2 separate regions of the Mus musculus genome follow, and region 1 is linked to region 2. A link is a loop called in an ENCODE intact Hi-C map of the cell type or tissue named here. Cell type or tissue: heart. All regions are shown on one strand. Links, peaks and the distances in the headings refer to the core of each region. The heading gives the core; the rest is flanking DNA.

Region 1 (2,905 bases), core at 205-2,704, 51 kb before region 2:
CCAGAGGAAATGCCATGACCCTCACCCGCTCATCCCCCATTTCTTTCTGGATTTTCTCTTTCTCCCCAACGCCCCCTTTTGTGTGTGTGGGGGGGAGGGCGCGGGGTGGGAAATGGGAGGGGAGATGCCCCACAACTGTTTGTTATAAAGCTAAAACTACGTCTTCAAAAAAAAAAAAATCACTGCAGATAAGCTCCACACACAGTTCAAGTTCCTAGCTCATGTTTCTGTTTCCTCTGTCTGTTTCTGCAGGAGCATTTTGGTTCCAGGCTCTACTTAACTAGTTCTGGTGGTAGCAACTGCTGCTTTATGTTGTTATTGTTGTTGATTTTGAGACAGGCTTTCTCTGAATAGCCCTGGCTGTCCTGGAACTCACTCTGAGGAACAGGCTAATAATCTCAAATCGGAGACCTGCCTGCCTCCCAAGCCCTGGCATTGAAGGTGTGTGTCATTTTGCCTGGCTGCCACTGCTGCTTTCTGATTCTACCTAAATGATTTCTGGGTCATAGATCTGGAGGGAGACAGGACCCCAGGGCCAGTCTGATAGCACTTCTGGGTCACACTGACTGTTTCTGTGTACAAGTGGGTCTCACCCTTCAACCTTTCCTAAGGAACTCAAAGTCATCAATCATTACTCAACTCTTCTTTCTCTACAGCCAGACCCAGACACAGGGTTCATCCCTCAACAATCGGCTTCAGTAGCATCAGGTGACCCAGCCGAGTAGCTATGTAGGAAATACAGACTAAATCACAAAGCATACACTCCTAAACAAATGTTTTACTTGGGAGGAGGAGGGAAGTCCTTTAAATATGTCTGTCTAGATGGCCTCCTTCATTTCTTCCCTTTTTACCACCTCCCTACACACTCTCTCCATTTCTAATGTGGGGTGTTGTTATGTATATGTGAGGAGTTTGTGTATGTGTATGGGGAGGTGCATAAGACCTGGACTAGTGTGGTGGTACAGGCCTTTAGTCCCCACAATATTAGCAGTACCAGGCCAAGGCAGCTGGATGGATCTATTTGAATTTCAGGCCAACCTTTCTACATAAGGAGTTCCTGGTCAGCCAAGGCTACATAGAGATAATGTCTCAGAAACAAAAAGACTTGAACTGTTCACGTAAGCAGGAGTGCTTTCCATCCCTGTGTGCTCTACAGGCTATTCAGAAGACAGCATGCTCTACCTGCCTAACCTTCATTTTAACTCTGTACTTTAGGGAGGTTTGCACTAGGAGTACACTACTTGTCTTCCTCCGAGGCAGGAAACTTGTGTGTAAGCAACGGCTGCAGAAGAACAAGCAACAGAGGTCCTAACAGCCCAGCATGCCTAACGGTGAGGGGAAGAGGGCTCCATTTATTCCTTTCCAAATTTCTGGTCTATAGTTTCCTCTAGCAGGCTGGGGACAAACTGAAAAACAAGTCACAGTCATCATGTGGTGAGCTTCACTGGGGAAAGGGGTCACTTCTCATCAGTCCTCTTAGGTATGACCAACTCAGGAGCCATCATATTAAAGTTCAGCTGTTTCTCAGGCTGAGGTTATTCTAAAGAAAACAAGAGGGTCCAGAAAGAAGAATCTGTGAGACACACACACAGGCAGGAAGTGTAGCTGAGCCACCAGAGACTAGAATAGAAACAGGAAATGGGCCCAGGGACAAGCATGCAGCTATGTGCAGCACAGGCTCCGGAAGGCACCGGCAGTGTCGGAGCTAGAGCAGTGTGACTGGAACGGAGAAGTGGACCAGCCGGCTCTGCCAGAGCGCAAGTGTTCTGGAAATGATGCTACACGGACATGGTACACTCTGCTCAGAGCAGTCTCACAGACACGGCAGATTGATGGGGAGCCAGGACACAGAACACTCTGGTTCAATTCTAAGTGTGGCCAGACTTTTTAAAATCCCTTTGTTTACCAAAATGCTACCAGTATTTGTCACCCTTAGAAAATAAACCAGCAAATCCTAGACAAGGACTGATGGCTCCTTTACTGTGAAAAGAACAAAAGGAAATGAAAGCAGCATCGTTCAAACCCCTCAAGTTGCCCCAGTCCTAAGCATTCCCACCATGTGTTCCTCCTCCAAAAAGAGCACAAAAGTTGGCTGAGGTCAATGCAGGAGTCATTTCATGCTTTTATTTTAGTGAATACACATGTAAGCAGAGAATGTGAGGGACTCAAGCAGACATACCAAGCATGGTGTTATGCCAACACCAAAAGTGAGAGAGAATGAAGTCCCTACCAAGACCTTTCAGCTTAGGCTTGAAGCCACAACAGAAACCTGCTTGGTCATTAAAAACAAAGCTAACCACATAGCCACATTCCTATAAACTGAGCAGGCAGGTGGGTGTTCAGGATAGCCAGGTCACAGAGTTCCAGACCACTGTCAGTTATTTAACAAAGCAACAGAGATAGACAGAGAAATGAATGTGTCTTAAGCAAAAGAAATATAACGTGTGGGGTTGGGGGCTTGGGGGGACCGACCTAGGAATTATGAGGGAGTTTAAGACGGCAGAGGAATGCTAGGGGCTGAAGCCTGAGGAGCCAGGGTCTCAAAAGTATCCACAAAACAGGTGATGTAATCTCACAAGCAGCGAGTATTGGTATCTCGCTTTAAAGCTCCCAGCCTGGTATTTCTAGTCAGGGCTTCTAACTTATTAGACATGACTGCCTAAATAAGACCAGACAAGGATAACACCAACAGGCATGGAAGGGTAACCCAAGACAAAGAACTACTGGCAACTGAGGAACAGGAAGAAAAATAGCCTTCTCCATTAAAGAACACAGCAATCCGTGACCCCAATGCCCAATCTCACCTCTGAAAACAAACTTATGGGGCTGGAGAGGTGGCTCAAGAACACTGACTGCTCTTCCAGAGGGCCTGAGTGCAATTCCCAGCAACCACACGGCAGTCCAC
Region 2 (2,905 bases), core at 252-2,751:
AGTCCTGAGTCCCGCACACAAATGAGGAATTTTTTACATGCAATTACCCTGCCATTTTCCTCGGAACTGGGGTGTAATGGGAAACCTGGAGCCCAGTGAAAATCTGGAAGCGAGAATGGATTTGTCTTCAAGGAAAGTCCACATGGCCTTCTTCCATGGCCGTGCATATGGAAAGCGCCAAAATCCCTTTCCCTACACGTGGTCACGCTGTTTTGAAAACAGTCACCATTTTAATCTAGCAATGAGGCAAAGTGCATAAAAATATATCCACCTGGGTCAGGAGAGGTAGTGTTTTTCTTCTTCTCTACTTTTCTTTAAAAAAAAAAATCTCAAATCCTTAGAGTCCCTTCCTCTCTAAGATCTACAACATTAACCTAAGACTGCTGGGCTGAGGAACTTTCTTAGAAACTGGTCCATCCGCTTTCCCCAGGGGCACTGGGAAGGAGAAGGGGGAGGGGAGGAGCGGGCACGTGGCTGGCCCGAGCAGCGAGACCCCGACTCGGGGCCGTGGGTCCTCCCCTCGGTGGGTATTTTTCCCCCACAGCCCCTGCCTTTTCACCCCACACCCAGGCAGCTCAGGAATCCCGGCGCAGATTATAGGGTTAGGACAGCGCTCTCCTCTCGAAAGCGCCTCTGCCACCGGCAGCCTGATGGCAAATATGGACTGAATCGTTGACATGGAAACCGGACTAAAGTCTCGTTCGCTGGCTCTCACAGGAGAGTTCTTATCACCAAGCCGGGCAGGACGGCAATCGGCAAAAGTGGACTGGATCCGGGGCCGGGCGGACCGGGGGCCGCTTCTGGGCGCCGGAACTCCGGCGGCAGCCACAGCCAAGGAAAGGGGGCTGGGCTGCCGGCAGCAACCGGCTGAAAATGGCAGAGGATGTGCTCTCATTCTCTCTGGCTGCACAGCGTGCATGGATTGGGCCTGAGAATGAGGGATGAACCTATGAAGATCCCACACAGTCAACTGCAAAATGTGGAAGCTGGGCCTGGAGGCTTTGCTAGGAGAAAGAAACGCTTGCAGGGAGGACAAGCCCTTCTTCCTCCCTCGCAGTTTGCTCACTCTAAATGTCTGAAACACGAAACTCCTCAAACAAACAAAAGGTCGGCCTCGCCTGCCCCGCAGACCTCTCTCCCTTACTGGACTCGGGGCAGGACGCTTGCTAGCAGAGGCAGAGGGAGGGTTCTGCCTGCTCCGGGCTGAGACGTGCGGAGCCGGGCCGTGGCCCCCGCACATTCCCGCCGCGGCGCCACAGCAGACACCCAGCCGAGCGCTCTCAAGTGCGAGCTGGAGCTGCGAGTTTGAGCAAAAGGGCAACTGTGTCAGTTGACGGAAGCCAGAAGCAGAGTTCAAAGCCTGGCGTGGATTTCCGTCTGGAGCTGTGTTTCTTAAAGTTTGTAACTCCGTGTGAAGAAACAGCCCCAGCGGAGGCTTTGGGATCAGTGTGAAAGTCTAGCACAACCATCTGACAGTGAGCTGCAAAACTTTGGGCTGCATATTAAGCGAGGAAAGTGGATTGAAGCTAGAGTCAAGGCAATTCATTATGCTCCCGGCTCGCAGGCAGGAGCGCTAAGACACGAACTGGATTGTCGCGGGGGAACATGGAACGGAGTCCGAATGGCGCTCCACATCACTTCGCGGTAAAAATCGTGCCCAAGAAGCCCTAAGAGCGAACCGAACCGGGTGGCTTCCAGCTTCAAAAGTTCGCACACTGCTTTTCTGGTTCACTTTTCCACTCACCTCAAAGTCTTAAAACAATTTGGGAGATTCTAATTTTACAAAATAAATAAATAAAAGACCCATTTAAAGAAATGTTCATTTCTCAATGAGACTTTTTTTTTTCCCTCTGAGCTAAGGCAAAATAGCCTTGAGCATAAATCCTTCGGGTGTTTGTGTTAACATAAGAATTACCTGCTTGGCAGTGGTGGCACACGCCTTTAATCCCAGCACTTGGGAGGCAGAGGCAGGCAAATTTCTGGGTTGAGGCCAGCCTGATCTACAGAGTGAGTTCCAGGACAGTCAGGGCTACACAGAGAAACCCTGTCTCTGTCTCAAGAAAAAAAAAAAAAAAAAGAATTACCCTCACCATCAGCTCCCTACCAAAATGAAATAAACATAAAATAAATGCAGTTCTGTGGTAGGACCCTCATGGATAAGACTCTAGGGTTTGATTCCCAGCAATGCTACAAATATAATCATAAGATAACATAAGTAAAATACAGGTCCATGCTGATTCTGGTCTGTGGAATATTTCAAATAAAACAACTCCCAAGGTCAACCTACAGAAACAAAGCAACTCCATCTTTCACGCTCTTTTTGTTTGTTTTTTGTTTTTGTTTTTCAAGACAGAGTTTCTATGTATAGCTCTGGCTGTCCTGGAACTCACTCTGTAGACCAGGCTGGCCTCAAACTCAGAAATCCAATCTACCTGCCTCTGCCTCTCAAGTGCTGGAATTAAAGGCCTGCACCACCATGACCAGCAGAAAATTTTTGTCTTTTTTTTTTTTTTTTTTTTTTTTTTTCCAGAGCTGAGGGACCTCTAGCACTGAGCTAAATCCCCAACCCAGGCTCTTAATACTACAGCTAACCCTTCTGGCTCATTGGCTCATCCCACTGCTGAATGACTTTTTTTTTTTTTTTTTTTTTTTGGATAAGATAATAAAACTACCATATATATGGTTTCTTTTGTTTGTTTGAAATAGGACTGGAGCCCAGTGTGGTAGCATAATCCTTTAGTCCCAGGTTGATCTATAAACTGGAGGCCAGCCTGGTCTACAGAGTTGAGTTCCAAAACTGCCAGTGCTAACCAGAGAGGCCCTGTCTCAAAATGGGCTCGTGCCCATAACACACTTGTCCCATATTAAACCAATGTAAACTGATTTTCTTTTGTGCAGTAAAGCC

The links. Hi-C counts contacts between places; a loop is a spot of excess contacts. Peaks named below come from ENCODE experiments on the same cell type or tissue, not always from the same donor. Only the 100,000 strongest peaks of a DNase experiment are listed, where the experiment ranks them.
Region 1: it touches region 2 in a loop (2.7-fold over the local background); 8 of 42 quality-filtered maps call a loop at or near these places.

What each region holds. Positions count from the first base shown.
Region 1 is chr4:133,705,463-133,708,367 of GRCm38, forward strand. All of the region lies in intron 4 of Arid1a (AT rich interactive domain 1A (SWI-like)), which reads right to left. Among named protein-coding and RNA genes, the nearest start is that of Mir7227, 10 kb to the right of the region's middle. In heart, for the core only: no CTCF peak of the experiment used is centred there; a DNase peak (open chromatin) is centred at 1,679; H3K27ac peaks cover 1,631 bases.
Region 2 is chr4:133,756,124-133,759,028 of GRCm38, forward strand. It overlaps a transcript of Arid1a not described here. Among named protein-coding and RNA genes, the nearest start is that of Arid1a, 3.6 kb to the left of the region's middle. In heart, for the core only: a CTCF peak has its summit at 1,434; DNase peaks (open chromatin) are centred at 768 and 1,408; H3K4me3 peaks cover 1,670 bases; H3K27ac peaks cover 1,771 bases.